Linked DNA regions of Homo sapiens: region 1 is linked to region 2. A link is an interaction called in ENCODE POLR2A ChIA-PET data of the cell type or tissue named here. Cell type or tissue: GM12878. All regions are shown on one strand. Links, peaks and the distances in the headings refer to the core of each region. The heading gives the core; the rest is flanking DNA.

Region 1 (15,430 bases), core at 5,082-13,081, 75 kb before region 2:
ATCCAGGCTGGTCTCTAACTCCTGGTCTCAAGCAATCCTCCTGCCTCAGCCTCCCAAAGTGCTAAGATTACAGGTGTGAGCCACCGGACCCATATAATTTTATTTTTTATCACTAGATGTAATCAGAACTCCCCTTGGTTTAGTGGCAAAAAACAAGTTTTCCAGTCCTGGCAGAAAAAAACATTCTGCATTATTTTAGCTTTGTTTGTAGTCTGACTTTGAGAGTGGTAAGAACCATTCACACTGGGGAGGGTCCCATTTGTAGTAATTCTCCAACTCTGAACATGCCGGGTGGTGCTTTGTCCACAGAGACCATGGTGTTTAGCTGGGGATGTCTCCTTGCCTTACTCCAGCCTCTCTCCTCTAAAGTCTACGCATCATGTTTTGTATTCATCCACTTCTGTATTTCAACATCATAACTGGGCTTGATGCCACCAAATCATTTTTCAGCCAGAAATAGCATTAATTCAAGTTTCCGACTCTGCTAAGATGTTGAGAGCTTGGCCTCTGCCCCAGAGATGGAGACCAAAGGGAGAGAGGTGATGGAAGCCCCAGCACCTCTCCTGGAAAATGAACAAGATCAAATTTGTTTGGAAAATGTTTGGACATCAGTTGTGAAATGCTCTCTCCTCTGAAATCAGATTTGTTCTCAAGGAATTCCAACCGCCATGAGCAGCCAAGAGTCAATGGCTCAGCTGCACCCAGGAGATGGGCCAAGAATTGTAAGTTAAAGAAGCTGGACACTGTTTTTCCTTGTGAGAATCTCTGCCTGGCCTCCTTCAGAACATCTCAGTATTGCACATGAAAAACCAGCCTCAGAATAGGGTTTTATTGTCCTAAGCTCCAAGCAGTTCCCATCAGGGTAAACTATTATAGTGCCACGGACTATTGCCTCAAGAGCACTTTCTGTTGTGTGTTCCAGGTGGCCAAAATCAACTCCTTTGGCCTAAAGTCTGCACTTTGCCTTCAAGTCAACAAATCCAGCAAGCCTGTATTGTGTAACCATGCTGTCTCTGATGTTCTTGTAGGTATAGGTACCGTGGCAGATAGACAGGCACAATCCCACATTCAAGGAGTTTAGAGCAGAGCCGAGAAGCGATATGGAAAAATAACCACCTATGTGTATTTTGAAAGAGACTTCATTGAGTTTTTCCTCTATTTGTTGAGCCAACAAATATTTATAGAGTACCTCCCATATTCAGAGAACTTGGAAATTCTGGTGTTGAAAAGAAACCACAAGAAAATCCTGTTCCAGTGTAGACAGACTTGTTCACTAGAGTACCATCTTGTGGGAACTGGCTGGTGGTGTTGGAGTTAAGTTTGAGCCCACCTGAGTGACTAGATCCAGACCCAGGTGAAAACTAGGCCTAGTTGATCCTACCTCAGGTGACTTCCTAAATCTCCTTAGGTGTCAGTTTCCTCTACTGGAATGCAGAGATTCACACCTCATCTCACCTAACTCTTGTGACGGTCACAAGACCCAGGCTAACCATAGGTTCCCTAAAGATGCGGTAAAGACAGAACAGCTTGACATGACATTGTGGATTTGTTACTTAGCAAACTTGGAGTTAGGGTGACCAACACTTACTTCCTGGTTTGCCTGGAACCTTCCTGGTTTTAACACTGAAAGTCCCACATCTCGGAACTCCTTTCTAGGTGAACCAGGATGCCTGGTCACCCTGCTGGGGTCAAGTGAGGTTGCCTTGTATGTCTCAGAGGATCTCTCCTCTCTTGACCTCTGGCTCAGTGGCTTTCAGATTAGCTGTGCTGGAGAAGCTTCAGAGATGGAAGAACTTGTTAAAATGCTGGTTCCTACTCAGGATCCCACAGACGTGGGGCAAGTGGTCCAGTGCCATGTCCTGAGCATCATTGCTTCTGCTGCACCTCTCCATGTAGAATCTGCTCTTGAAGAAACGCCAGGTTGCATATCTGGAGGGCCTTGTCTGCAGCAACTGTTTTCATATTTAAACGCTGCTGCAATAACCCTCTTCCACATACCATTTTTACAAAGGAAAATGGGAGAGCAATGCAGTGGCTTGTTTGAAGGAAACAGGAGGGAAGACAAGAACTCTGGAGAGATAGAATTACGGCTGTTCTCTGTACTCACTTTTGAACCTGATTTTTGTTTGATTTTGTTTCGATAAACTTTCCAAATAGCTAATGAATCCTTGAGCTGGTTTTGAGCCACAGTGGAGAGAGGGATCAGGACAAAGGCAGTCAAAATTGTCCTCATGAGGACTCCACGGGCGCAGACTGCAGCGTTGGGCTTCCTCCTGCAGGACTGCCCTCTCCCCTCCTGTGGTTTTAGCTTTCTTTGAACTCTGGCTACTGCCTGCTCTGCCACCCCTTCGGGCCCAGTGGTGTAGCAGCGCCACAGTTGCTAGTCGCTGGCTGTGTTGCCATCTCTTACATGGCGAACTGTCCCTTCACTGGCTCCCCCAACTACCTTCTGGACGTGCTACTGTTTCCTCCTGAATTGGAAAGCTGTGCAGAAGCAGTTCTATTGGAATAAGTGGACAGAAAAGAAATAGCATAAAAGTCACAGCTTGCAGGTAAACCGCTTTGAGGTCTTAAAACTGCATGTAGGAAGAGTTTGCAATACCTTGGACCAAATGCATGTTATATATATTGCATGTCTTCATGTGCATTAAGCAGCTCAAACAACAGATTACTCCATGTAGAAGATTAGACGAAAATACAACATGCATGGTGGGCCTAAAATATTAAATGCGTGGTGAGTCTTTACAGAGGGGTCTCTTTCTTCTTTCTACTTTTCAATTGATTTTAAATTTTCAACTTTGAGTATCTATAGATTTTAGAGTAGAAGAAAAACTGCAAAATGTGCATTAAAATATTCTTATAAGGAGGGTTTTCTTAAGGTCAGTGAAACTGAAAATAATACAATTTAGAAATATCAGCAAAGGTTACCTAATTAGGTAGGAGGAGAAATTATCCTAGAAGCAAGGTGTCTGGACTCAGTGAGGGTTATCTCTACCCAACAATTGTGCAGTTGCTTTTTTATCCCATATCCCCAGGTTGCTAAATCTTACTCCTAAAATCTTTTTTAAAGGTTTCTCCTATCTTTTGAACGCTTTGACTCAATACATTGCCCATGTACTGTCTACCTTGCTACTTTTTATTCACCCAACAAGTTCAACTTCAGCTTGCACTGCAGACTACTTAAAAGTTCTTTTGATAACTTAAGTTTCCCATCATGCCACGATTCATCGTCTGACTGGTGCTGCTTAAAGTTTAACTTGGACAGCTTGAGTGGGGCTCTGCAGGCTCCTGCTGGCACAGGAGTGGGCGGGACAGTCACAGGAGAAGGTGAGCTGAGGCTGAGCTTCGGGGAGCTTTCCGGGGTCAAGGAGACATTGGAAAACAGGAAGGGAAGCAAATCTGATGGCTGACATCTTCACAGTCGTGTGGTGAAGGGGAACTGGGGAGAAGAAAGAGGCTAGGAATAGAAAGAGAGACTTGGAGATGAGTCAGAGAGTGAAAAGGGATGGCAGAGGGCGGACGACACCCACACAATGACAAATCCCCAGATTTTTCAGGTGAAAAATGTCAACCACCTGTTGACATACTCCCATTCCCCAAAATAAAAGCTGCCCAGGTAATTTGCAATATTAATGCAGAATTTTGCATTTCAAAAAGCCTAGATTTTGGAGAGAACAAAAGGACCATTCTAGCTACAGCACTGCCAAATGCATGACCAGAGGTTGATTATTATCTACTATTGCTGGGCTTAGTGTCCTAGCCTGTAAAATGGGGATAAGGCAAAAGATTAGAGCATCTTTCTGCAGCAGCACTGAGGGAATTGTAGCTTTTGCTCTGGACTCAGGAGCCCTGAGTTCAAATCCTGGTTCCCTCACTTACTGAGTGAACTCAGTGAAGAGACCTTAATGCCTCCACCTTAGTTTCCTCACCTTGAAAAATGGGGATAACAATGCTTTAAATCTTACAGAGCTGTAGAGAAGCTAAGTGAGTAATAAAATCCCTGAAATGGTGCTTGGCAAGCGGGGAAAGCTACAGAAGTGTTCATTGTGTTTATTGTTATTATTTTTAATGCTCGTGATGGTAAAGATGTACTGGAATTTCTCATATTGTAGTATTTGTGGGTAGCAAGAATCAAGAAAAGTAAGCCCTTGCATTGCCATGTGATTTGTATCCTAACTTGTTGATGTCTTTGAAATAGGAATATGTTTCTAGAATTGTATGATCGAAAAAGGAAGCAACAAACTAGTTTACCTGTGGGTATATCATTGAACTTGCCACCCTTCATCCACCTACAGATGTTAAACCTATAGCCAGAGATCAATATTGTGTCTGCTTAGAACAGCCATCAGGACTCTGCTCTGAAAATATGAGTTTCTTTTTTTTTTTCTTTTCTTTGAAACAGAGTTTCGCTTTTGTTGCCCAGGCTGGAGTGCAATGCCGCGATCTCAGCTCACTGAAACCTCTGCCTCCCAGGTTCAAGCAATTCTCCTGCCTCAGCCTCCCAAGTAGCTTGGATTACAGGCATGCTTCACCATGCCTGGCTAATTTTGTATTTTTAGTAGAGACTGGGTTTCTCCACATTGGTCAGGCTGGTCTCGAACTCCCAACCTCAGGTGATCTGCCTGCCTCAGCCTCCCAAAGTGCTGGGATTACAGACGTGAGCCACCGCGGCAGGCCTTATGAGTTTCTTATACTGGATATATGCTACTATTACTACTGCTAACACTACTACTAATAATAATAATAATTAAAAACAGACACAGCTTTCTAAATATTTGGAAACCCAAGTCTATACAACCCAAGGACTACATATTTGTAGTCCTTCTAAAGTTTCCTTTCTGACTTTGCAGCATGTTCTGATGCCGTCTTAAAACTTTTTCTAAAGTGCCCTACTCAGAATCTCTTGCCTTTCTCTTTCCTTCACCCTGGCCATCTCCTCTTTCCCTGGTTAACTCCTACGAGGTCTCCAAGCCTTCCTTTGCTCCCCTTGGCCAGCCTCACTCCATCTTATTGGAATCACCTCTTTCTTTGTCTGCATCCTTACTAGTCTATGAGCTCTCCTAAGGGAAGGGATTAGGTCTTATTCATCTCCCTCTCTCCCACTCTGCACCATACCTGTGAGTAGAGGGTAGACAATAGTTAAATGAATAATTGAGCGAAGACATGAGTTGTCAGGATCAAGGAAACTCTTGAGCCAGGAGATGAATCAAGCCATCGGTGACTTTAAGAGACAAACAGAGGTCAACAGCTAAGGGAGTTGAGAAAATGGAGGTGCCAAGCAATTGAAGATAGATAGTCCAGGTTCTAGATCTAATGATTCTGGGATCCTGGCAGTGCTTTTCACCCTGTGGGTACGGTGAGATTTTCTTGAGCTGGGATCCTGAAAAGAGCCAGCCATTAATCCCATATAAAAATAAGGTCTGTCCAAAACCATTACAAAGGTATTTGAAAACTCAAGACATCAGGGGGGAAAACAGGCCTGAAATCCACCAATAATCTGAGATTTTGTAGCTTGTCCAGGTTGGAAGTGACCCTCTGGCTCACCTATGAGTCTTGGATATACAAATGATGCCACACATATACTCTACATAACATATGTCCCCGAGGAATGTACAAGACTGTATATTTCATGGAGTCAAGACCCCACTGCTATGCTAATTGTAGTATTTGTGCATAACTTTCCATATCTGTCTTCATGCTTCCCAAATTGCCCATTTATAACTCTTAATGCAAATGCCATTTTTAAAATCAATTCTTTCCTCTGTTAATTTAAAGACTTCAACAAATGTCAAGACAATACAGGCAATTCCAACCAAACAGCAGTTGGCAAGAGCCAAGATTTATGCTCTGTTTATATCATATTGAAATGCAACAATACCAGAAAGGAAAAAGAAAAAAGAACAAGCAAGAGACAAATCCACAAGGCTTTAGTGAATCATTTTGTCATCAAACAATACATTGAGACAGGGATCAGGACAAAATTTCGAGCTTAAACTTGTACTTCTCCACCGAGTACAACCAGGGTACCATGTGGTATAGCAGAGAGACAATCTAGAATCCTTACATATAGTGTTATTCATTCATTGAACTCTTATAAAATTTGATTGAGCACTTTCTGAGTATCAGATTCTGCTGGGTGCTTGAGATTCCTAAGTAAATGACACCATTGTCCATTGGGGGAACAGCATCCAGTAGGGTGCTTAAGACCACTAGATTCTAGCTGTGTTGCCACCATGCTTGGAAAAGGTTGACAGAAGTAACCCATTCAACACACTTCTTGGAGCCAAAGGAGCACTTTTTTTTTTTTTTTTTTTTTTGAGGTGGAGTCTTGCTCTGTCGCCCAGGCTGGAGCGCAGTGGCACAATCTCTGCTCACTGCAACTTCCGCCTCCCAAGTTCAAGCTATTCTTCTACCTCAGCCTCCCAGGTAGCTAGGACTACAGGCATGCGCCACTATGCCCGGCTAATTTTTTTTTTTTTTTTTTGTATTTTTAGTACAGATGGGGTTTCACCATGCTGGCCAGGCTGACCTCAAACTCCTGACCTCAAGTAATCTGCCCGCCTTAGCCTCCCAAAGTGCTGGGATTACAGACATGAGCCACTGCACCCGGCCTGGAGCACTTTCAGTAGTTACTACATTTGTTTAAGGTAAAGTATGGATGCGAGGAACTAGACCCAAAATTACAGTGACCTAAGCAATCAGAGCTTTTTTTCTCTCACCTACGTGGAGGCAGGCAGGCCAGGATTGGGATGGTGCCCTATGGAGTCAGTCTCCTTCTATGTTGCTATACTCTGTATATGCCTCCATTTCCAAGGTGGCTGGTCCTGTGCTAGTGGAAGAGAAAATCGGAGTGTTTTCCAGGAATTTTACAGGCCACTTTCACTTTTATCAGGCTGGACCCATAGCACATGGCTTTGCATAGCTACACAGGACTGTGGGAAAATGCACAGTATTAAGGTTACCCTTGCGTCAGCCAGAATTCTGTAACTATGGAAGAGGAGGCATGGATATTGGGGGTATTCACAGCCTACACAGGTCTCTTCCGTCCTTCATCACTGGATAACTGGACTCAGTTTACCCATCTTGAATCTTCCTTTTCTTATCCATAAAACAGTAGGTCCAAGTAGATGGATTCAAGGGCACCTCTCACTCCCAAAAACTATGAAGTGAAAGAACACACCCATGAAAATAAATGAATAACATCTTGGGATTGTTTAAAGTATACAAAATGAACACCACTTTACCGCTTGTTAAAAACACAGAGCACTCATCCATGCCAGTGAATATTATTAGTTCTTGGTCATTGGAATCAAAATTTCCCTGACCGCACCGTCTTTGCAGCATTTTGACTGAAGTTTTCCCTGGTTCATTCATTTTCGGTACTGGCTTTATCACCTTAAGTGACAGAAGCATTTTGTGCCTTTCTGTGTCTTTCTTGAATTTCAAAACTGTTCTCATCAAAAGTTGGCATTGCCTTTTTCCAGGGAAACCCAGCCGAACCAGAGAATAACCTAATCAGCAGGTTTCAGAGGAAATTAAAGTCGGATCACTGCCTACCGCACCCCATCCAGCTGCAACGAGACATGCCTTATCAATGTTTCTTTTTTAATGTTCAGACATGTTACGTTAAGCCAGCTTATGCAGGGAAAGAATTTACTGATTAGTTCCTGATTTGCTCCATAATTGGTTATGGCAATGGCTTCCACTATGCTAGCTAAATAAAAAATAATTTTTAAAAAAAGCTTACAGGTAATTTGTTGCAAGGCATTTGACAAAGGTACAGGTCCCATCACACAAGAATCATAGTTAAACTTAATGATGACTCCATCTAAAGTTTTTATTTATAGCTAATGCAAACGTTTAAAAAATGTACAGACATTAATTATTAGCAGGGTTTTTTTAAGCCGAAAGTAAGAGTTGAATAAACGTACTTTAAGACACTTAAAGCAGAGGCATTCTTTATAAAATGACTAGCTAAAGAGTCCCTTGGGTTGCCTTTTAACGGCTTTCAAAGCTCTAATAGCACTTTTTCCACCAAAGACACACCCCTTGAATCCTCTGAGAGATACAATAGCATAATTGTTCTTTTAGGTTTCAAGGCCTTGACATATCTGTCAGGGAAAGAATAGTGAATAATAATACCAGAACTATTTTATGCAAATTCCACTTAGAGGTTTCAAGATTTCCCTGAGACGGATCTTGCCCTCTTGTTGACACTTGCATTGTCACATCAGCTTTACATAAGAAAGTGGTGAGAGTTTGCCTTTTGTTAAATAATTCTCATTTTAAAAAAATCTTTAGATAAAGTTAAAAAACAAATACAAAAACAATGAGATGGAAACATCAATTTGGAGATGTATCAAAGGGAAAAACAGTATTCACTGGAATGATTTTTGCCCCCTGCAGCTAATCACTTTGCCAATGAAATTCTTTTTTAACTTAAACCATGATGGCATAAAAGGGATGTTTATGAAGATGCAATCTATGCAAACACACATGTTACATGACCCAGCACACAGGCCACATGGATGTATTTTCCAAAGGCCCGAGTTCTTCATTCACCTTCCTCCCGATGAAAGGTGCTTACAGCAATCACATCTCTACAGCACATCGATTAATACAGTTAATCCAAAAAGCAACCCATTAGTCTTGGAAGCAGATCACAGGGTCAAATAGCAAAAAGAAAATACATAATGTTAGTGCTAAAAGACACCTGTGAGCTCATCAACGCCTACAGCCCTCCAGCAATTGAGAAAATCCTTATTAGGCTATCAAAATACAAATCACAAATAAGGTTCATTTCCTCCAAAACAAAGGACAAGAAAACTCCACTCATGTAGAAAGGAGTCCAAATGATTAGCAACTTGGCTGCCCATGAAGAGAGATCATCCCACATTATACATTCATTCACCCATGCATTCATTGACTCATTTATGCTTCAAATCTTTACTGGCCACCCTCTATGGTGCTAGATCTACAATTGGGTTCTGGAAATTCAAACATGTATTAGACATATTCCCTGTTCTCCAGGACTCATAATCCAGTGAGACACATAAATAAATGAATATGTGTCCAAGCCAAGGAATGCCTGGAACCACCAGAAGCTGGAAGACATTGGGGAGGACTCTTCTCCCACAGCATTTGAAGGGAGTGCAGTCTTGTGGGCATCCAGATAGTCTATTAGGTTGGTGCAAAAATAATTATGGTTTTGCCACTACTTTTGCACCAACCTTATAGTCTAGGCTGATCTGAGTGATTCACTGTAGCTAATAGAAGACAACAGATGTGACCATGTGTGACTTCAAGAACAAACAAACATAATAGCAAACACATTGCTTCCACTTTGTTCACTATAGAACAGTCATGCTTGGAGCCCAGAGTGGCCATGTGAGAAGCCTCAATATCCTTAGGCAGCCACGCTGTGAGGAAGCCCAGGCCACATGAAGAGGCTGTGTGTATGTTATCTCATCAACAACCCCAGGTACCAGGGATGTGAATGAAGATGCTACCAGATGATTCCAGACCTGGGCCTTTGAGTCACCACTGCTGCTTGAGTCTCCCTGGCTGAGGCCTCAGAGATCCTGTGCCATGGGAGATTGGCCTAGCTGGTCTCCTTTTCCAAATTCTTAACCAACAGAATGTGTGAACATCATAAAATGGTGGCTGTAAACTGCTAAGTTTAAAGGTCCAATGGGCTGAAAGTGTCCCCCTCAAAATTCATGTATTGAAATTCCAACCCCCAAGGTGTTGGTATTTGAAAGTGGGGCCTTTAGGAAATGATTAGGTCAAGAGCATGGAGCCGCATGAATGAGATCAGTGCCCTGAATAAAGGGACCCTGGAGAGCTCTGTAGCCCTCTTTCCCACATGTGAGACTATAATGAGAAGACGGCAGTCCGCACACCAAAGGAGAGCCCTCACTAGAACTGGCCCATGCTGGCACCTTGATCTTGAATTTCCAGCCTCCACAACTATGAGAAATAAATATCTGTTTTTTATAAGCCACCAGTCCATAGTGTTTTGTCATAGCAGTGCAATCTGACTAATGTGAGGGATGACTTGTACACACCGATAGTAACTGGAACATCGGCAGCAGAGGTTGGGCAGAGGTGTGTCTCTGGCTCTCCTGGGTGAGTCAGCACAGAGTTGCTCACTGCCGCCTCTTGAAAAGGTCACCTCCTCCTACTCTATTCAGCTGAATCTCAAGGCCAAGGTGAGAGAAACACAGTCACATTCCACGAGTGCAAAATAAAGGGCATTGACTCAAAGCAAGCAGTGCCCTGGAGGGCAGCTAAGTATGGTGCAGAGTGGTGATTTCGGTCTCAGAGAGACCTACAGATCTGTATCCAAGTCGCGCCTACATGTGTCTAGTTTCCCTGGCTGTGTGACCTTGGGTATGCAACTCAACTTCTCTGAACTGCAGTTTCCTCATCTGTACAGTGAGGGGGTAATTACTGTCATGACACAATCTAATGCAGGTCTGGGGTCTGGTCTTGTATGTAATTGTCTCTCAATAAATGGTGGCTATTCCCATTCTCAATATTTTTCAGCGTGGCCCATTATACATACACCCTAAACATCTGATGTTGAACATTGCACAGTGGATGTGAGATTCTGTTTCATCCTCACCTGGATGGGAGAAAACCACATTTGAGCCAGGAAGAGGAGAGACCTGCAAGCTCATGTATCAATTTAGTATCTCCCCTGGGGGGACCAAGAGGCTTAATGTTTGTAAAGTACTTTGAGATCCTGAAAGCAAAGACTTTATACAAATGTGAGATAATCATGATAATTAAACCACTGTTATTGAATACAGCGAGGCCTTATTGTTCCCTCATCCTGCAGTGAGCAAACTCCTGGCGGACTCTGTAGCACACTGAAGAGATAATTTGCTAAATCATATACCACTGCCCTGAAAGCCTCACCCACCTACAGCCAGGGACAGGCTCATACCCAACAATACCACTAATAGCAGACCCCTCTTGGTACAGGACTTTATAGTTTACAAAGCAGCTTCAGATAGCTTCTCCCACTCAGTGTCTGCAGGACAAGGAAGGATGGAAATAGGGAAAATTATACCCGCTTGATAGATGGGGAACTTGGAGAACAGATTTGTCTAAGGTCCCACAGCAAGGAAGGTTAGAGAATCTAAAATCTGGAAAACACGTTCCACATTTAGACCAATGCTCCATTTTGCAAATGAGAACACCGAGATTCAAAGAGGTGAAACAACTTGCCCCGGGGCCACGCGAGCCTGCAGGGCACCTTTGTGCAAACTGAAAAAACACACACTCCTGGGCTGACACACACAGTCCAGGTTTTGGCCAAAGGGTGTATTTCAGCCCCACTTGCCTAGCCTGGGGCCCCGTTTGTGATTCAGGAATACTGCTGTGTTTGAACATACAGGTTTTATTCTTATTTATATACGCGGTCAGCAGATCAGGAGATGATTGTTGTTGAAAGGTAGCTTGCTATACTCACAGACCGCAAGAGGAAGGGAGGTACCACACCATGGTTGGGGGGCCCAAGAGGAAGCCAGGGGCTGGTCAGGAGGCGGAAGGAGGGGTGGGAGAGAACACAGGCAAGAATCTTTACTGTGGTGTTCTCTGGAAGAATGGCAGGGTAGGCTAGACAGGTTTAGAAGTGGCTTGTTTGAATAAAGTGGGCTGTGGGGCATGGAGGCTACCCTTAGTTATTTAGTACCCACCCAGATGATTAGGGCAGGAGAACAGTGACCAGGAGTGTAAGCGCTGAATAAAGGAGGTGGTTGGGAGTGTGAGCTCCGATTGGTTGGTTTGCACATGAAAAGCCTGCTCCACGGGTAACTTACTTGCTATCTCTAGGACTTAACTAACCCTAGGAGGGGCAGTCTCTCCAGAGTCAGTAAGTATCCGAGATAGCAAAATATGAAAAACACAGAATAAAAAAACATTATTAGTATAGGCTGAAAAGGACTTTCACAGACCCGGGTAACCAACGCAACCATTTCAGATGAGAAATCTGAAGTTTGATAAGTGAAGTAACCAGGCCTTCACTGTCAATTGGTGGTAACCACAGTGATTTCAGAAAGAATGCTGACCATGCCCTGTGCTTACAGTCCTTCCTATTTTCATGGTTTGAACAACAGTCTCCAAGCACCTTAATTTAGGGACCATGGTCCTCAACCATTCCTAATCTCAAAGTTTATGCTCTGGGAGTTCAGAGGAGTGGCTAAGACATTTCTCTCACAGCTTGCTGTTTCATACCTTTGCTCACTCTCTTTCTGCCTAAAATTCCTTTCTACACCTTCCTGCCACAAGACCTTCTCTGTATCTTTTAAGACTCAGCTCAGAGCTGACTCGTTCTCAGAAGCTTTGGCTGAAGTCCCCCGGGGTGGACTTAGTGTCTTGACCTTCAGCTCCCAGGCACCTGTGCTCAGCTTGCCCATAGCCTCACTAAGGCAGTGACATTTTTTTGATGAGTTCCTGTCCTCCAGGAGACAGCCAGCTGCTTGAAAGCAGGGACCACAATCCACTCATCAGTCCATCCTCAGCACCCAGCATAATGGGTAGCCCATAGGAGCACTCAAGCATTAAACAAAAACACCACCTAGCAGAAAGTACTCCTATCCAGTGCTCCTTGCATTACACCACACTGCCGTGGCTTCTCTCTTCCTAGATATCCTCCATGAAGTCACTCCTCGATTCCCCTAAGAGCAGAAAGGATTATACCTTGAGCAACACTTTTCATAAAACATCTAGTTTAGACTTGTGCGATAGCTGTAATTGCCTTTGCTTGATTTTATTTTGTATTTTGTTCCTTTGTCAGAGTCAGCTGGATTTTCCAAGGGAGAAAAGATCTGCATTTCCAAACCATCAGCTCTAAATCGCACTCCCTTAACCTCCTTTATACCTGCATATGTACAACTAGGACTTGTTTGTCTGGGTGCATTTCTTTTCCTGCTGATTTAGAATCTACAAATAGATATCTTCTTCTAAAATATACCTTTCCCCAAAGCCAACTTACTGAATCAAACTCATTATCTTAAGACACCTCTATGGCCAAAGGTTATGCTTTTTGGAGCTATATTAATCTCTTTGTCTAAACAACACAGGCTTAATTGGTTTAGATCAGAGTTGTACTGTTTTGAGTAAAAGGGTGTGATTAATGTGCGCTAAAGGTGGTTGGACAGGCACAGACTAATTCAGTAGCACGCACAAGCCTCTTATCATCAGAGCTGACAGGGCTTGGGGAAACCTGCCCCCGGGAACAAGTTTCCTCTCAAGAAAAACAAGACCTGATTGGTCCCCCCAGACCAATCAGGGCACCACAGACATTTTCCCCAGCCTCTCTGCCCAGTGGAGAGGCCCAGCGAGTGCTTGGCGGGATGGAAAGAAGTTTCTACTCCACAGGAAGTCGGGTTCTTTTGGGATCGCCATACAGGAGACGAAGTCATTGCCCCTTACTTACTTTGTCTCATTTATTAATACTTTTAATGGCAAAACTCGCAATTACTTTTGCATCAACCTAATGGAACAATGTTTGATGACTCCCTGGCAAGGCGACTGGACTGCCTCTCTTCCTCTTGCCCTCCTCCACCCCAAATCCACGGGCCAGCCCTTTTTACCCAGCACTGAGCCCCTTAGTCTAACCTCTGCGGATTGCCTGTGTGAGGACCCTTGCCCCTGGTCCCAGATCTAGTTAAGGGGGCACAGCAAGAGACGTGAGAGCAAAAGCAGGGCAAGGACGGGAACGAACTTCTTCCGTAGAACGCCGTGGGTTGGATATGCGGCTACAGTCTTCCCCACACAGCACTCTGTCTGGGTCTGGGAAAGTGCTCCCTTCTCTTGCCCTTCAGACCAAGGTGTGGAAACAGCCTCTAGTTCTAGTCCCAGCTACTGCATCATACCTGGTTAGTTCCTATAACTTATCGCCCATCAGCTTTGTGCTAAAGGTTTTACATACATTCATTTATTTAACTCTCAGAAGTCCTACCACATAGATAGACACTGTTCTTGCTCCGTTTTACAGGTGAGGGAACTGAGGCACACAGAAGCTGAGTGAATCGGGGAGCTCCCCCAGGCCACCTGTCACCAGCCCTCAGGCTTTCACCCACATACATGGCAAGAGAGAAAGGGGAAGGAATTCCAAAGTGAGAAAACAGAAGAAAGAGAACATAAGAGTCTGCCACTAGGAAAAATCAAGAAACACTGAAAAGTCCAGTGAGGCTGGGAACGAGAGTGGGAAGTAGGTCAGAAGAAGAAGTGGCTGGGATGAGGCTGGGATAAAACTTTGAATCCCTCCTCTGCACTCTACATGTTTGAATCAACATGATTCATACTTGTTGAGGATGTCTTGTGGGAAGATGCAAGCAAATGAGATAATAGTCCTGTCCTCCCAGGGTAAGGGTGGAGACATGCACCTGCAATCCAATTCGGCTGGTGCCATAGGACAAAACGAACAAAGGACTATATGACTGCAGAGGCAGAAGGTTCTAATTCCATTTGGCAGGTCTAGAACTATGATGAGGCGGATGAGACATTTGCCTTGGGTGCAGAATTTGAGGGGGCATCAAAACACTGTAACCAAGATTAATGTTTGAATGCACTAAAAAAAATCAAAGTTAATGCAAAAAATCCACAGTGAACAAAAGATCAAAATTTTAAACAAAGACAGGCTCAGTCTCACTTGTTTTTCCCTTTGCCTTGGGCTCCAATATAGCTGAGCTTTTCTGATCCCATATTTATTTAAAATTTTGATCTTTTGTGCACGATGGATTTTTGTGCATGACAGATTTTTTTGCATTAACTTTGAATTTTTTAAAGAGCATTCAAATATTATTTACCTTGATGACCGAGTTGTTCAGTATTGTCTTCAATTTTGCACCCAGGATGAGTGGCTTGCTTTCCTCACGCTAGTCCCAGCCTGCTATCTGGGGCACTTAACCTTGGACTTACTGCTGTGGACCTCAGATGGTCACAGGTATAAAGTAGATTTGGTTTGCAGCATGGAACAATCACTCAGCAGAGTGGAGAATTGACCAGGGAAGGTCAGTAGGAAGAGGCAAAAGACAAGATGTTCCTGCAATATTCCTGCAGGTTCAGAGTTCTAAGAGAGTCAAGCAATTGCCCAGGTCCCTGGACATGGACGAAAAGCTTTTTTTGTGTGCATGATCACGGGCTGTTTCTTCACTTCTTGGCCTATTTCCTCTACCAAATTGTGAGCAGATGCGTGTTAAATTAGGATTAATGGAGCTCCTTTGTGATGCATTGAATTTGAACTGTGCACAGTAATAGTTTCATAACACATCATTCAACCTTTCTAAGAGGTTAAAAATTATATACTTAAAGCTTTAGCATATTTGTCTACAGTCTGAATGATTCCAAATGGGAATGATCAGTCCACTTCATTAAGGGAAGACTGGTTAAAAAAACACAACACACAAAACAAAAC
Region 2 (15,430 bases), core at 4,350-12,349:
ATCTATAACTATATCTATATTTATATATATCTATTCATTGAGGATTAACTTAGAAGTGTAAGATACTCTTAGTAGTATTAGTATCATCATCATCACGATCATAATAATTTACATTTATATAAGGGAAGCAGTGATTATCCTCATTCTCTATTGTTCGGCCACAAAATGTAATGACTTAAAACAATAACCATTTCATTTACCTCACTATTTTGTGGGTCAGGAATTCAGACAGAGCTTGGCTGATGATACTTTTGCTCTATGGGCTGTTGACTGGGTCACTTGGTGATATTTAGTGGGAGGCTGCTCTGGTCTGGGGGAGTTCAATATAGCTATACTCACATGTGTGAAACTTTGATAGGGACAGCTGGAAGACTGGGCTTGGCTGGACCTTCTCCATGCAGTCTTAGAGCCTCTCTGTGTGTCTTTCCAGTGGAATAATCAGACTTCCTACATGGAAATTCAGGGCTCCAAGAATCCCAGATGGATGCTTTCAGTCCCATAAAGGGTAGGCCTGAAACTGGCATAGCATCGTGTCTGCCATATTGTAATGGTGAAAGCATTCACAGTCCATCCCAGATCTAAGGCAAGGGAAAAATAGATCCCTCTTCTGGATGGAAGAATTGTCAAATAATTTACACCCATCTTTAGTCCATCTCAGTTTACGATCTGGTGACAAATTGTTTACATACCTCACACACACAAAAATACATTCTCCCCTTCCCAAGACCCCTGAAGTCTCATCACAATTTTGCAATGCCTTAGAGCCTAACATTTTATTGTCTGTATTAAGGACAGGTGCTCATGAGGCTGCTTGGGTGCAGTTCCCCAAACATAGTTCTTTTCAATCTGATGATCTGTGGACTAAAGGGAAAAGCTATCTGCCCTCCACACATCTAATCTATTGTGCTGAGACAAAAATAGAACAATTGCAAATGGTATGCTTGCTCTAACAGGGAGAAAGCAGGAGTGCCTTGAAGTTCCTGGTCTGCAGCAATTCCAAAACCCAGCCTGGCACATGTTGCCAGTTCCTTGAGTAGGGTCTAATAATGCTCCTTTTAAATAATTCTTCACAGCTCTTGGCTCTCCCTTCTGGATCATTCTTTATTTTCCATAGGAAATGGTTCCAATTTGCAATCAAGTAGCCTTATTAGCTTGCTTCTGCCCTGTGTGAGTAGAAGATGAGGTATCCTAAGACTGCTTTTCATTTTATGGTGTCTCTGTTGCTGTTTGCCCACACTGGCAGTGCTTCTACCAATACAATTATCATAAAACTTGGTGGGTTTTCTATGAATCTCATTGGGGTTTTGTGTTAGTCTGCTTTGCCTTTGCTATAAAGGAATTCTCAAGGTTGGGTAATTTATAAGGAAAAGAGATTAATTTGGCTCACAGTTCTGTAGGCTGTACAAGCATGGCAACAGCATCGGCTTGGCTTCTGGCGAGGCCTCAGGAAGCTTTTAGGCATGGTAGAAGGGAATGGGAGCAGGCGTGGCAAGGGAGGAAGAAAGAGAAAAGAAGCCCCAGACTTTTTTAAACAAGCAGATCTCATGTGAACTCATTGCTGTGGGGAGGACACCAAGCCATTTATGAAAGATCTGCTCCCGTGACCCAAACACCTCTTACTTGATCCCACCTCCAAGACTGGGGATCACATTTCACCATGAGATTTGGAGGGGAAAAACATCCAAAGCATATCAGGTTTGCACCATTAGATTAAAATCATATTCACCTTTCTTTCAAAGAGAGACACTAAGAGGGACTCTACCTTCATAGAAGCCTTTTTGTCCAGCTGAGAGAGTCTACTAGGCTATACATTTAGAAATCTTACCAAGTACATTCTTAAATTGTGCTGACTTTTCAAAAAAGAAGAAAAGGTGGGGGAAGGATTGGTCTGTCTTAGAGCTATATCTTTAATATCTTTTCCTTGAAGCCATATGTTACTGAAAGGCCCCTGGATTTGGCCTTTGCCCTGAGCTCTTACATTGAGGACTTTTTGCTGACTAGAAAGACTGCCCTAGCTCTTGATATTTCCTCTAATTCTGCTCAAAAATGGAACAATTTTTCTTTAGTTCATCCCTCTCTTCTTGTGCCTTATCCTAGGCCACTAGTAGAAGCCAGTTGGTGCTTTTAGCTTTCTGCCTGGAGAGGCCTTTAGCCAGATGCACAGCATCTTTCAGTGTCCTTCCCATTATCCACGTTTCCACCAATAATAGTTTTGCTCATTTGTCTGCCAGTACTTAACTTGGGGGCTCTTTCCTCCAGCCTCCAGTAACACTTTCCTCATCACCCAGGAAGCTCTCACCCAGTTTCCTCAAGGCACTTCCAGTCCAGGCTGAAAGAGCAGAATTAGAGTCTACCTCTTGAAAGAAGAACTGACAAAGAATTTATGTCCATCCTGTTAAAGTGAACTAAATATGGCCCGAGAAGGACTCCATACTTCTACATTTGAGTCCTTGTGGACCAACTGCAGCATAGCTTAATAGGTAGACAAGATTGAAAACCTAACTTTGGAGTATGCACCTGTAACAATAGCTAAGTCTTGGCCATTCTCAGCGGTCATACTTCAACCATTCATACACTGCTGAGTGTTCAGACTGTTCAAATAAGGCAAATACTGAGCTGTAACCAACCCAGCCATTCTGTACCTCACGTTGGATTTCTGTACTTCATTTCCCTTTATTATTATTATTATTATTATTATTATTATTATTATTATTATTATTTTGTCTATAAATCTTCTTCCACCACGTGGCTGTGCTGGAGTCTCTGAATCTGCTGAGATTCTGGGGGCTGACTGATTTGCGAATCATTCATTGCCTAACTAAACTCCTTTAAATTTAATTTGGCTGAAGTTTTTCTTTTATTAACCTTTCACACATTGCAAGGGTTAGATCTTGATGTCTGGCTGCCTGAGTTCAAATCCTATTTCTTCCACTTCCTAGCTGGTGTAAACTTTGCCAACTTATTTGTTCTTCTATATCACCTTCTGTAAAGTGGGTACAATCATAGTTGCTATTTTACAAGTTGCTGTGAAAACTGAATAAGTAGCATTTTCACCTTCGAACCTTCAATTTAGTTAAACAAGTACTCATTGAGTGTGGATACATGCTGGGCACTATGTGGGGTGATGAGACAATGGGATGCCAAAGAAATGGCTCATTCTTCAAGATGCCCTTGCTCTGAAGGAGAGATATTTGATTAGGAAATAAACATATTTGTTTGATTTTACAGCAGGTAAAGCTGAGTCTCAGAATGTCAGTGAATTTCTCAAAAAACAGGAAGTTGATTCACAGGTAGTGACAATGGTGGTGCCAAGGCTTATAGCCCACACCACCTCCACAGCCCCACACTACCTCTCAGGCTAGGAGGACCTCAGTCTCACTTCCACTTCCTCCACGGAGTCACTGGCAACTATTTCAGGAAGTATTGCAAGGTTAAATAAAGATGCATATTTAAAGTATTTTTATATATTTTATTCATAAAATGTATGAATAATATACATATATTTAATTCAACGCATATTATAATTGATCCACACGTATACATTTAGGATTCATAATTATTTAAATCTTGTCTTGAGATGACCATTTATTGCATTTAAAAATTTTGCAGGTTACCCAAAATAGATGTCGCTTTGACATAAACTTCCCGATTTCTAAATCTTGCTTCCATAATGCTCAAGGCAAAAAATTTCATCTAAATATTATTGAATTCCAGCACAACATTAGCATGCAGAGATATTTACAATAACAGAGCCATTACAACTCAATCAAAAGCTGATTTCAGCCAGAATTATGCAGAATTAAATCTTGCAGGATTCAAATTATTAAAAATCAGAGACTCAATAAAGTGTGGTCTGGAAGTCCCATTTATCAAGGGAGTCGAAGTGCCTCTACAGTTATAGTGACTTTTTCATATATATTCTGCAAGAATTTGCATGCATTTTAAAAGATCAGAGTTTAATTCTTATGGAATTCAAGTAACTATGCTATATTTATAAGGCAATGGAAGCCAGCTCGGAAACTGTTCTCTGTTTCCTTTCTATATCTCACATTTTAAATGCATTGGTTTTTATATCTGGTTCCCACTGAGTAGAAAGATCTGCAATGAGGCCACAAGAATAGAGAGAATACCTTACTCCAATAAAGGCCAAATCAGGGTGCCATAGAGGTAGTTACAGGAAATCCAAAACCATTTATAAAGCTTGTCATGCAACCAACACATCAGAAAACTCCCTCTTTTCCTGTGTTTTATCAAACCAAGACAATTTATTTACTTACTTGTTATATTCCCTCTTTCAGAACATTTCATCTAAATAGACAAAGAGTAAATTTCTAAGAAAATAGGAAGAGAGACAGAGAGATACATGAGAGGGGAGGGGAGGGGAGGGCACAGGACGGGAGGGGAGGGCAGGGGAGGGGAGAGGAGGGGAGAGGATGGGTACATTACCATGAACCTTGATGTCCAGGAATCCAATTCTCTTGACAAACAGCATTTATTTAACATCATTCTGTGCCAAAGACAAAGATGAATAAGGCAAGTTTTGTGCCTGTCAGCCCCTCACAACCTAGTTGGGGTAACTGAAACATGAATAGATATTGGCAGTCTGAGATTAACGGTGACTATACAGATATAAATGAACATTCATATCAGTCAAGAATACAATCAGCTGAAAATTATTAAAAAATGAAGTCTGCCAACAGGCCACCCAGGCATAGGACAGTGACTTGGTACTACCCTAAAGAATCCAGCTGTCTTTCTACCCTCTACTAGGTCATTCTTCATGTGTGAGTTTCCGTTCTCATGCATTTTGCCTCTTGGTTGCAAGAAGGCTGCCTCACCTACAGATCTTCCACCTGCATTCCAGGAAGAAAGAAAGGGGAATGAAAAAGGTCAAAGGAGGGACACCCTGCCAGAAACTCTGTCTGCACCGACAAGAACTCTTGTCACATGATCACCCTTAGCTGCAAGAGGGTCTGAAGAACTCAGTTTTCAATAAAAGGTGAACAAAAAATGGATATTAGATAGACAACCAGCAACGTCTTTCACTGGTCTGTGGAAGCAAGAGAGAGAGGGTCTAGTAAGCTGAAATGTAGGGGAGATAGTATCAAGGAAGGTTTCTGAGAAGATATATTATTGGAGAAGAAGCCATTTCCAGCAGATAAACAGAAAGGGTTTCAAGAGAGGCAGTGCAAGACTAGTATGTTGCTTTAAAGGCACGAGGAGTGCTGGTGTGTTGAGTTCTTGTCACGTGCCAGGCACTGTGCACGCTTCATTACGTTTACTGATTACAGCAGTCCCTGGCCTCCATATTTTACTGATGAAGAAACTAAGGTCTAAAAAAGTTGTGTGATCTGTCCAAAGTCTCATGACTAATGCACAAGCTCTTTAAAGGTGGCCTAACTTCCTAGTCATCCTGGCTAGAATGTGGGAGATAAATTAAAGGGAGATAAACCTGTGCAGGAAGGCAAGATGTGACTCTTTGGCCGGGCGCGGTGGCTCACGCCTGTAATCCCAGCACTGTGGGAGGCCGAGGAGGGTGGATCACGAGATCACGAGATTGAGACCATCCTGGCTAACACAGTGAAACCCCGTCTGTACTAAAAATACAACAAATTAGCCGGTCGTGGTGGCAGGCGCCAGTAGTCCCAGCTACTCGGGAGGCTGAGGCAGGAGAATGGCATGAACCCAGGAGGTGGAGCTTGCAGTGAGCCGAGATCATGCCACTGCACTCCAGCTTGGTGACAGAGTGAGACTCCGTCTCAAAAAAAAAAAAAAGATGTGACTCTTTCCCTGCTGGATTTTTCATTCCATATTTGATAAAAAGTCATGAATACCTGGGCAGCACCAGGGACCATGCTGGATGTGGTGGTACAAAAACAAATGAAATGCAGTCCTGGCCTTAGTGTGGAGACAAACACATTGAAACGTAATTCACAAATTAGGTAACAGGTTATGAAGAACCTGGGGAGTTGCCCAGAGCAGCCCGTGATCAAGGACAGTCATTTTGCTAAGGCTTGCTGCTACGCCCATTCCAGGCACCCACATCCTGACCCCAGGAGACAGTGGGTCCACTGAGTCTTGCTCCTCTTCTCATCTTTAAAGGATGATCTCGGCCAAGCTTTCATGAAAGAGGCAGAGGGAATCAGTGAAACATCCTCAGAAAAATGACCCGAAAGCCTCCAGCAGAACTCCCTATTCAACAATTACAATCCCTCGCTCCCTAGGTTCTAGTCTTTGCTCACCACTCTACCCAAATGCTATTAATGAAACCCTTTCTCTGCTGGGCCTGGGAGCACCTTTCTCTCGGCAATTTTGGTTTTATAAAGAAACCTTTGATTAAGACTTTACCCCTGTGCCAGGTAATGAACCCAACTCTTTATGCATGCAACCTCACTCAAGTGCACCCTGTGTGCGTTATTTTGCACAGGGGTATAGAGCCATACTTTTAAGTAATTCTCAGTCATTCTGACCACAGTTGCTTTAAGTTCAGACTTCTGCTGCTCAGTGTGCACATGGTATTTCTCTAGCCCTGAATCTCTTGGTCCCCCTTTCCACTTTTCTACTAATCCTGAAGATGCTGCCATCAGGGAAACAGGGCTCTTTGCTCCTGGTCTCTGAGAAAGCCCCAGAGCCTCTGCCACTCTGCAGAGACTGCTGATATGTCTGACTTGGCAGGAAGATGGAGTTCTAGCTTGGACCTGAATAAAAGAGCTTTCCAGTGGGGCAGAAGCTATGGACTCAACAATGCTCCTTATGGATCTGTGAGACAGCTCTCGTGGACAGTGTCACAGCTTCACTGCTTAAGGCAATTGCAGGGGGTGCTGTGAGGGGTCAGGGGAATGGAAGGGTCGACATGCCGCTAGCATCCAGCCCAAAGGCATGCACACTGGGTCCTCAGAAAATGCTGCCAATGATGAGACAAAATGATGGCTGAGTGCTTATTTCTCTAGAACCTTCTGAATACATGGCAGTCCCAGCTTATGTGTGTGAGGTCACTGGGAATTCAATACCTGAACATGTTTCCTCCTTCCCTTTGACCACCAGAAAGCTTGAAACCTGTTTTGAGATCGTTCTCTACCAACTTTAGAGAAATACATGTTGAAAAACATGCATTTGTGGTAGCATTATTGCTCTGTTGATATCCTCTCTTCTTCCCCCGGCCCCCACCACGACGCTTCTCCAACCCAATGATTTGGGGCTTGGTCATGTGATTTGCTTTGGCTAATGGAATGTTAGAAGACATACCTTACATAGAGGCCTCTAGGATGTGAGTTAGTTTGGCATTTGAACTCATGCCAAGGGCCAGGAGAACATGCCCTTGGCCACTGGTCCAAGGAGAATGACAGACATGTGACAGTTCTGGACACACCTGAAGCTCAAAGCCAGGCCCAGTCAACCCAAAGCCTGATAACAAGGTAACAAGATCCCTCTCCGCATGCCAGCTGATCTACAAACCAAGGAATAAAACAAATAAATGCTTGGTGAGTGTCACCCACTGAGTTATGGGGTGGCTTGCTATGCAGCTTTATTGTGGCAACACCTAATCCAGAAACTGCTATCTCTGCCTTTCTTACTACACACTCCCATAGTCAGAGCTTTTTGAAGAATCACTGTTTCATTAATTTGTTTGTTTGTTCATTCATTCACTCACTAATTTAATAAATGCTCATTGAAAGTTTACAGCACCCGGCACTGTCCCAGGTGCCGAGGATGAAGCATGAAGAAGGCAGGCAGGGCCTGTTCTTCCAGCGCTTTCTCTCTAGTGGGTTTGCAAGTGGCATCAGCTTCTCTTCCAAGTGCTGCTGACACCTGTCCTCATGAATGTCTTCACTTTCTCATCTCAAATGATTCACTAGATGAGAAAAACAAGCTTTTATCTCACGTGGGTATGAGGAAGGGAGCAGTTCCTCCAGAAAGTCGTGAGAGACTCAGCAAGTCACAATTAAGAAGCGTTGGAAGCTCATTCATTTTGCAAAATAAAAAATCAGTACTGAACTCTGTTGACTTCTCTAAACCTCAGAGAATGAGCCATGGTTACATTCTAGATTCAAAACAATTTCAAGCTCTTTTGTATGAACAGATGACTCATCTAATACCAGAAAGGAAAGGCTAGGTTTATTTCCCAGAATAAAGCATGCAATCTACATTAAGGGCCAGGATTTCATTTGCTGTTGTTTCAAATATACAATTATTAAACATTACTTATAACTTATTAAAGTAGTTCTATCTACGGCATCAGAACCCACACTATAGCTGTTCCAGGCCTTAGGCTTCCACGTAAAGAATCATCTGAACTCTCCAAGATGCAGACCAGGTGTTCAGAGCATGCATGCTGAATAACGAAAGAAAGAATGGTTGACAGTTTCTGAACCCCCTCAGCTGGAAGACAGCAAGCCAGATATCCTCACAACAGATGGGTTTGGGCCAGCAACCCAAAACATATTTGTCAGAATACTTACTCCCCAAGGTGATAAAACAGAATTCTTGAGAAACTCTGAGCTAAGGGAAGTAAAATGGGATTCTCTGCTACAGGACTTATCAGAGGCTTTACTAGACTAACATGCACTGGAGTCCCCCAAAGGGGAACTCTGTGATGTGGTATCCAAATTCACCCAGCCTGGGAAGCTTTTTGCTCATGAAACATAAACTGGGCACTGCTGACTCAGAGCATCCATCCACACCAGCCTGTGTGCTTCTCAGACATCCCAGCATCCCCAGGTCTTCAAGAGTTTAGACAATACCAGAACCCCCTAACCAGCATGTCTATTAAACCCAACTACAATTAAAGGCAACTTGCAATAAAACCTAAAAAACAAAGACTTTCTCTAAAAAAAAAAAAACCTTCTGGATTGTCAAATGTCCTTCAGTAACCTCCACCATGGAACATACATTTTCTAAGCATGCCCCTAAATACACACATAAGGGCTTTGGTTATTTGAAAATAATGTTAAGATATATTTGTGCTTGCAATTGTGAGGTATATTTTTCCCTCCCTTTTTATATGGCAGATTTGGTTAAGGTATACCTATTCTTGTTTTTTAGTGGGTTTGAGTTTTCTATTTTCAAAAACAGCAGGTTAGTAAGAGCCAAGAGCTGTTAATTTTGCACTGGCTTGCCTTATGCACGTATGACATTCCAAAGTTGATGGCTCTTAAACACAGCCCTTCAGGTGACTTCTGTCACATCGAAAGCAGATTCAATTATGAGCTGTATGGTTCCAGTATATTTTGTTGTATTATAATTCTTTGAAAACTGGTAATTCATGCATGGCATATATGAGAACTCTCTATTAACCAGAGTATTTGATTAATGAGCCTGGTGTGTGCTTTCATCATGCTGAGTTACTGACTTTACTCCACCTGGGTGGATGCAATACCAAAACCCATTCAGTTTCCTTGTTTTGTTTTAAAGGATTATAACAGCACCGTACAACAGCAAGAACAAATACCATGGGACCTGGTGACAGAAAACGTGGGCTTCAGCCCAAGTTCTGCAACTGTATTTCCAGGATAATACCTAGTACCCAATAAATGTTCAATAAACTATTATTGGATGGAAGAGTAGATATATTGATACATTTATAAATGAAAAAATATTAGAAATGGAAGAAAGAAGACTTTCTGACTCCCCCTGTCTGTGTTCAGTGTCCCTGTTCTCTATTTTCTTAGGATCCTGTGCAGACCTCTAATAGCATTTGTGACATTACACTGTAAATGTCTTTATTTTTGGCTTCCTCATTGATTGGAGCTCCTTGAGGGAAGGGGCTTTGTTTTAGTCCTCTTTCTTTCTCTAGGATTTCATGGCTTCCAGCCCTTCAGTTAGCATCCGGTAAGTGGTAAGTATTTCTGTTTTCACAATGAACTTGCATTGCTTTAATACAATAAAAAGGAAGTAAAGTTTACATTAACAGTAATAAGAGAGAAGTCCTGATGTTGGGATCTGGGGTGAGAAGACTGGGCAGAGGAGCGTATCAGAGGAAGAGGTCATGGAGATGGCAGTCAAGCCCAAGTAGTAGAAAGAATGGTGTTGCAGTGGTCACAACCAGGGCCAAGGCAAGGGGGAAAGGCCTCAATGTCTACTCTTGACATTTTGACATCTTAGCTCTCCCTACTGCCCTAGGAAGTAGAAGATGAGAATTCACATGTGAATTTGTGCCTAGCACAGTGACAGCAATGTGATCGACACTCTATCACTATTTGTTTTATGAAAGAAGGTCCTTTTATAGAAAGAGACATAGGGTTGATTGCAAAGTCAGCTATTATAGGAACAAAAGGTACAGTCTTGGAAAGAATGTCAAGTAGGAAGGAAAGTACTTCGGTGTCAGAATTCATGTGTGACTTTGGGCAAGTCCCTTGCTCACCCTGAACCTTAGCTTCCACACTTGTAATGAGCGGGTGAAACTAGATGACCTGGAAGATCTCTTTCAAATTGTGTTTTGTGATTCTATGCTTCCAGATATTTCAATGTTGGGATAATGATAAACAATATGCAGACTGTTTACTTCATAATTTTATTCCTTAAGATCTTTCCCAAGGAAATAATTTGACATTCAGACAATGATACCTATGTACAAAGGTGATCATTTTTAATAATAGTGACACAATGGAAACACCCTCTATGTCCAACCAGAAGGAATGGCCAGGAAAAGTATGGCACATATTTATGGTAGACTGTGAAGCCGATCTTAAGATTTATGTTTAAAAAAAGGAGATGCAACATGTAGTACTGAAGAATTTGTATAGTTTAGTCCTCAGAAGTGTGGATTCCAGAGCCCAGTCCCTGCTTGTGGCATGTGTTTCTTGACTCTGTTATTTATTTGCTATTGTGAACTCGAGCAAATTATTCTCCCTCTCTTCACCTAAGTTTTCTCATCTGAAAGTAGGGGAGATAATAGAATCTATCTCCTAGAGTTATTGTAAGAACTGTGTGAAGTAATTTTCATAAAGCATATAGAATAGTATCTGACAGATAGTAATTTATAACTGCTAGCTATTATTATATAAAATATGATTGCAACAGTAACTACTTGGGAAGGAATATTTACTATCTGATTCACAGGTTACATATACTGGAGGAAAAAAAGTAATATGTTAACAGTGATGTTTAGATGGTGGAATATCATAAGATGATTTTAATTTGTTTTCTTCATATTATTATGTATTTTTCTAAAATTTCTGCAATAAACTTGTAAAAATCATAACCAGGAACAAAATAGAAACAAGTGTGATTTTCTTTTAAGTCACTCCATGTGTATACAGGCGATGGTGTGGTGCTTGGACTTCAGTAAGCCTGGAATAGAATCCTACTTTGCCACTTAGAAGCTATGTGGCTTTGGCCATGTCGTAAGTCTCTAAGCCTCAGTTTTCTCAACTAGATATTGGGGGCAGTGGGATAGTATGAGGTAACATATAGGCATATTTCAAGTTCTCAATACATTTTCTTTCATCATAGAGAAATTGTTTGGTTCTCAACATTCTTAAATACTATGGGTGATAAAATGAGTTTTAAGACAGGGCCTCTGTCCCTGAAGATCTTGATATTTCACTGGGAGCCCAGGAATAAGAAACCTAGGCAATGAGAGAAGAATAAAGTCATAGACCGTATTCCAGTATTGTGAGAATTCGGAGATGTAGATCACAGTGGTTCTAGAGTCACCTGGGAGGACTTCATGAAAAAGAAAGGACTTGAAACAGGCTTTAAATAACTTGGATATGGAAGAAATACTACTTAAGATTGTGTTCAGCAGCCAGGCCTGGTGGCTTATGCCTGTAATCCCAGCCCTTTGGGAGACTGAGGCGGGCAGATCACAAGATCAAAAGATAGAGAGTATCCTGGCCAACATGGTGAAAACTTGTCTCTACTAAAAACACAAAAATTACCTGGGCATGGTGGTGCGCGCCTGTAGTCCCAGCTACTCAGGAGGCTGAGGCAGGAGAATCACTTGAACCTGGGAGATGGAGGTTGCAGTGAGCTGAGATCACACCACTGCACTCCAGCCTGGTGACAGAGTGAAACTCCGTCTCAAAAACAAAACAAAACAAAACAAACAAACAAAAACAAACAGAAAAGATTGTGTTCAGCTACCAGAAACAAATTCCTTGCCATAGTGACTTAAACATGCAAAAGTACATTCTTTCATATATGAGAAATCCAGCTGTAAGCCAACCACTAGATCATTGGCTACTAGCTGTTTCTACTGCCATCTTCATATAATGTCACCTTATGGTCCACATGGATGCTGGAACTCCAGCCATCATAGAAGAGTTCCAGGCCCACAGAGAAGAGAATCAGGGGAGCTCATTCCCTCTGAGCTTGAGCCAGTGGCCTTTACATGGCTTTTCTATGTGTCTCCTCAAATATCATTGGCCATATATATTGCAAGAAAGGCTGTAACATGTTGCTTTGTACTCTGGAGGGCAATGTGCCCAGGTAAAAATTGACAGCCTGTTACTAAGAAAGGAGAATCAAAGAGTGGCCTCTGCCACTTGGGAGAAATGCCAGTTCAGGGGAACAACAGGGGTAAAAGCTCTGACACAGGAGGGAGTCAACACGTGGAGGACAACTAGGTATCACACATGTGCCCTGAGGGTCTGTTGGGAAGTTCCAGGAAATACTGCTGGGCTCAGACTCTGCCCATATCATATGCTGTCATCAATGTTGTCAATCCTGCATACCATAGGCTCTTCTTTCTATATATTTTCTGTATTCCCACTCAGCCCTTCCAGGGAGAGTCACCTCTCTCATTTTAAAGATAAGAAAATTGAGGCTCAGGGAGGCTTTGACTTGCTGTAAGAGCTCTACGTGGCCTCTGCTGGCTTTGTGTGCTAATAGCGCCTGTCCCCAACGTGCTACTCCCCCTGCCTTTCACTCCAAATCCAGGGCCATGTCTACACCACTGTAAGTTCCTTCCACACATCCAATGACAGTCTATCAATCTCCAGCAATTTTGTCACCCAGTTAACAGGCTCAAACATGACTGATTGGACAAGGAGAGCTTTTTAAGGAGGAAAAAATAATAATATTTTGGGTCTGTATATGAGAAAGCCTATTTGATAGAGGGGCACAGGTATTAGCAATACATTCATATTCAAACACTGACACCTTTATTCAGCTTTTTATATTCAGAGCATTTGCAGGGCCTGAACTACTGGCAGACACTTCAGATTACTTAACCAGACATAAAATTGAAAGAGGGAAAAAAAATGAATTGAGGCCATGAGTCCCACAGGCATCCTGGGTCTTTCTGTGGATGCAAATGGACTTATGATTGAGTTATCACAGCAAATTCAAGCCAACTCGTTGGTACTTCCCAGTGCTGGAAGTTTCCTATGTACTTTCCCAAGGATGAAATTGTTCCTTTTCCCCATCCCGTATGCATGTTTTTAAGGAAACAAGCACTTGGAAGATAATTTTGCGGAAAAATATAAAATAGGGATAATATTCAGTTGCTTTTTCTTAAAGAAAGATGAACCATGCAAGGGAGGGATAAATCGCATTTGCTATGAAAATTTGAATTTCAAGAAGTATATTATGTCCTCCAGTGTGTTCTCAATGAAAAGAAAATTATTTCTTTCTTGGGGAACACACTCTTATGGCATTTTAACTTTTATGACATTTCTGATTTGGGATGATGAGCTTTCTGCACAGAAATGATTCAAACTTCCATTTTTGTGGCTCGCATGTCCTTGTAAATTGCTCTACCAGCGAAGGAGGAGGAAACAGCTTCCTAAAGTGGAGATTGTTTTTCTGCTGAGAGAATGTTTCTTTCCCCATTTCTGAATGGTCGTTGCTGATAGAGACATATATCAGGGAAATAAATTGTACTTAATCGCTAATCACCTGAACATAAGCTAAAAGTGGTATCAATCTTTCCTATGGACAAAAATAATTTCCCTTCATAAATAATGAACAAAGACACATTTTACCAGGTGCAATTAAATACAATTGTAAGGATATATTGAGATATGATTCAGACCTTGCCCTGTCGTGACAAGCCCCAAGACACTGGCATGCCCAAATACATCTTTTAAACATTAGGAGGAAATTCTGAGCCATTGTCTTTCCTGAGCAAGAAACAATGCTATCCAAGGGAAACTTGAAGCAATGATGTTTATTTAGAATTAGAATCGATTTTCATTTTACATAACACCTTTCATTTTCAAGGCTCCCGAAGTACTTTACAAAGCAATAAGCTAGACAGCAATATTGCTATAGACAAGTGTAACCGTCATTATGCTTTCTGTAATAGCTCGCGGGCTTGGAAATTAGAAATCAAGGGAGAGAGATGGAGAGAGAAATAAAGAGGAAGCGAGTGGTGAGAAGAGGGTCTGGGGAGAAGTCAAGAGACTAAGGTGGGAGACCTGGAGGATCCCACAGAGGCAGGAAAGGAGACAAAGACAGCATAGAATAGGGGCCATGCTTCTCACTGGCGCTCTGCTTAGAAATGGTTCCCAGGGATGCTTTCTTTCCATCTCTGAGGACAGGCAGTGACATCTCAGCCCCTCACCCAAAGGACAGGGACAGGATGACATCCCACCGAGGCTCCCTCAGCAGCTTCACATCGCAGAGAGTGCTGGTTTTGCTATCAGGCAGCCTAGGACCCACATCCCAGCCCCACTGACCGACTGGGTGGCCCTGAGTGACTTGCTCAACCTCTCTGAGCCTTAGTTTGCACACATGTAAAAGGAGATCAGGAGACCTACACCAAGTAGTGAGAAAAATGAGAACGAAAGGCAGGAGAGGTACTCAGTCAAAGTTAATTAGGTTTTCTCTCCTTGTTTCCTTCCCTTACATTAAGAACATGGGATAAGCAAGTCCTATTGGATTTCCAGGACACAGAGGAATTTAATAATTCCTGCATAATGCTTCACAGTCTGCAAAGCCCATGAGCTCATTTGATGAAATGAAGCCAACTCGGTCATAATAAAGCACTTGTGATCTGTTTTCAGACTCTTGACAACCTTGAGAGTTTAGTGTTATTATCCCCATTTCATGGAAAAAATATATTGAGGCTCAGGGAAGTTGAGGTCTGCAGAGACTCACCCCGGAGCCTCTGAATTTAAGCCCAGAGTTCTTTCCACCAGGCCAGGCTGCCTCCTTCTGGTGGAAGGAGGTCAACAGGCTTCACCACATCTTTGTGCTGCTCCCACCAAATGGCTAAACAGCACAGGTACCAAACAACCCTTTAGAAAACTGATTTTGCTCCTTCTTTCACTGCCACTAAAACACAGTTTATGTAAGCAAAGAACATGTTTTGATTTTACAATTCAGTTTTAGTATAAAGGGGCACAAACTCTTCGTTATCATGGTACCCGGCAAAGGAGAAACGCCTCAGTCTATGTTGGTGATGCATTTTGCATTGGGTCTGTCACTTACTCGCACGAACACGTTTCCTGAGGGCTTCCTATGTGGCTGGCAAGGTGCTAGGTGT

The links. ChIA-PET counts read pairs that join two places held together with the same protein. Peaks named below come from ENCODE experiments on the same cell type or tissue, not always from the same donor. Only the 100,000 strongest peaks of a DNase experiment are listed, where the experiment ranks them.
Region 1: POLR2A ChIA-PET joins it to region 2 with 16 read pairs; 2 of 35 experiments call an interaction of 5 or more read pairs at or near these places.

What each region holds. Positions count from the first base shown.
Region 1 is chr14:97,375,493-97,390,922 of GRCh38, reverse strand. No RefSeq gene overlaps it. Among named protein-coding and RNA genes, the nearest start is that of LINC02325, 76 kb to the left of the region's middle. RefSeq lists enhancers at 3,356-3,495, 11,456-11,505, 11,596-11,655, 11,488-12,117. In GM12878, for the core only: no CTCF peak of the experiment used is centred there; a DNase peak (open chromatin) is centred at 8,113; H3K27ac peaks cover 2,646 bases.
Region 2 is chr14:97,299,530-97,314,959 of GRCh38, reverse strand. No RefSeq gene overlaps it. Among named protein-coding and RNA genes, the nearest start is that of LINC02325, 150 kb to the left of the region's middle. RefSeq lists an enhancer at 8,387-8,456. In GM12878, for the core only: no CTCF peak of the experiment used is centred there; DNase peaks (open chromatin) are centred at 7,909 and 8,499; H3K27ac peaks cover 4,050 bases.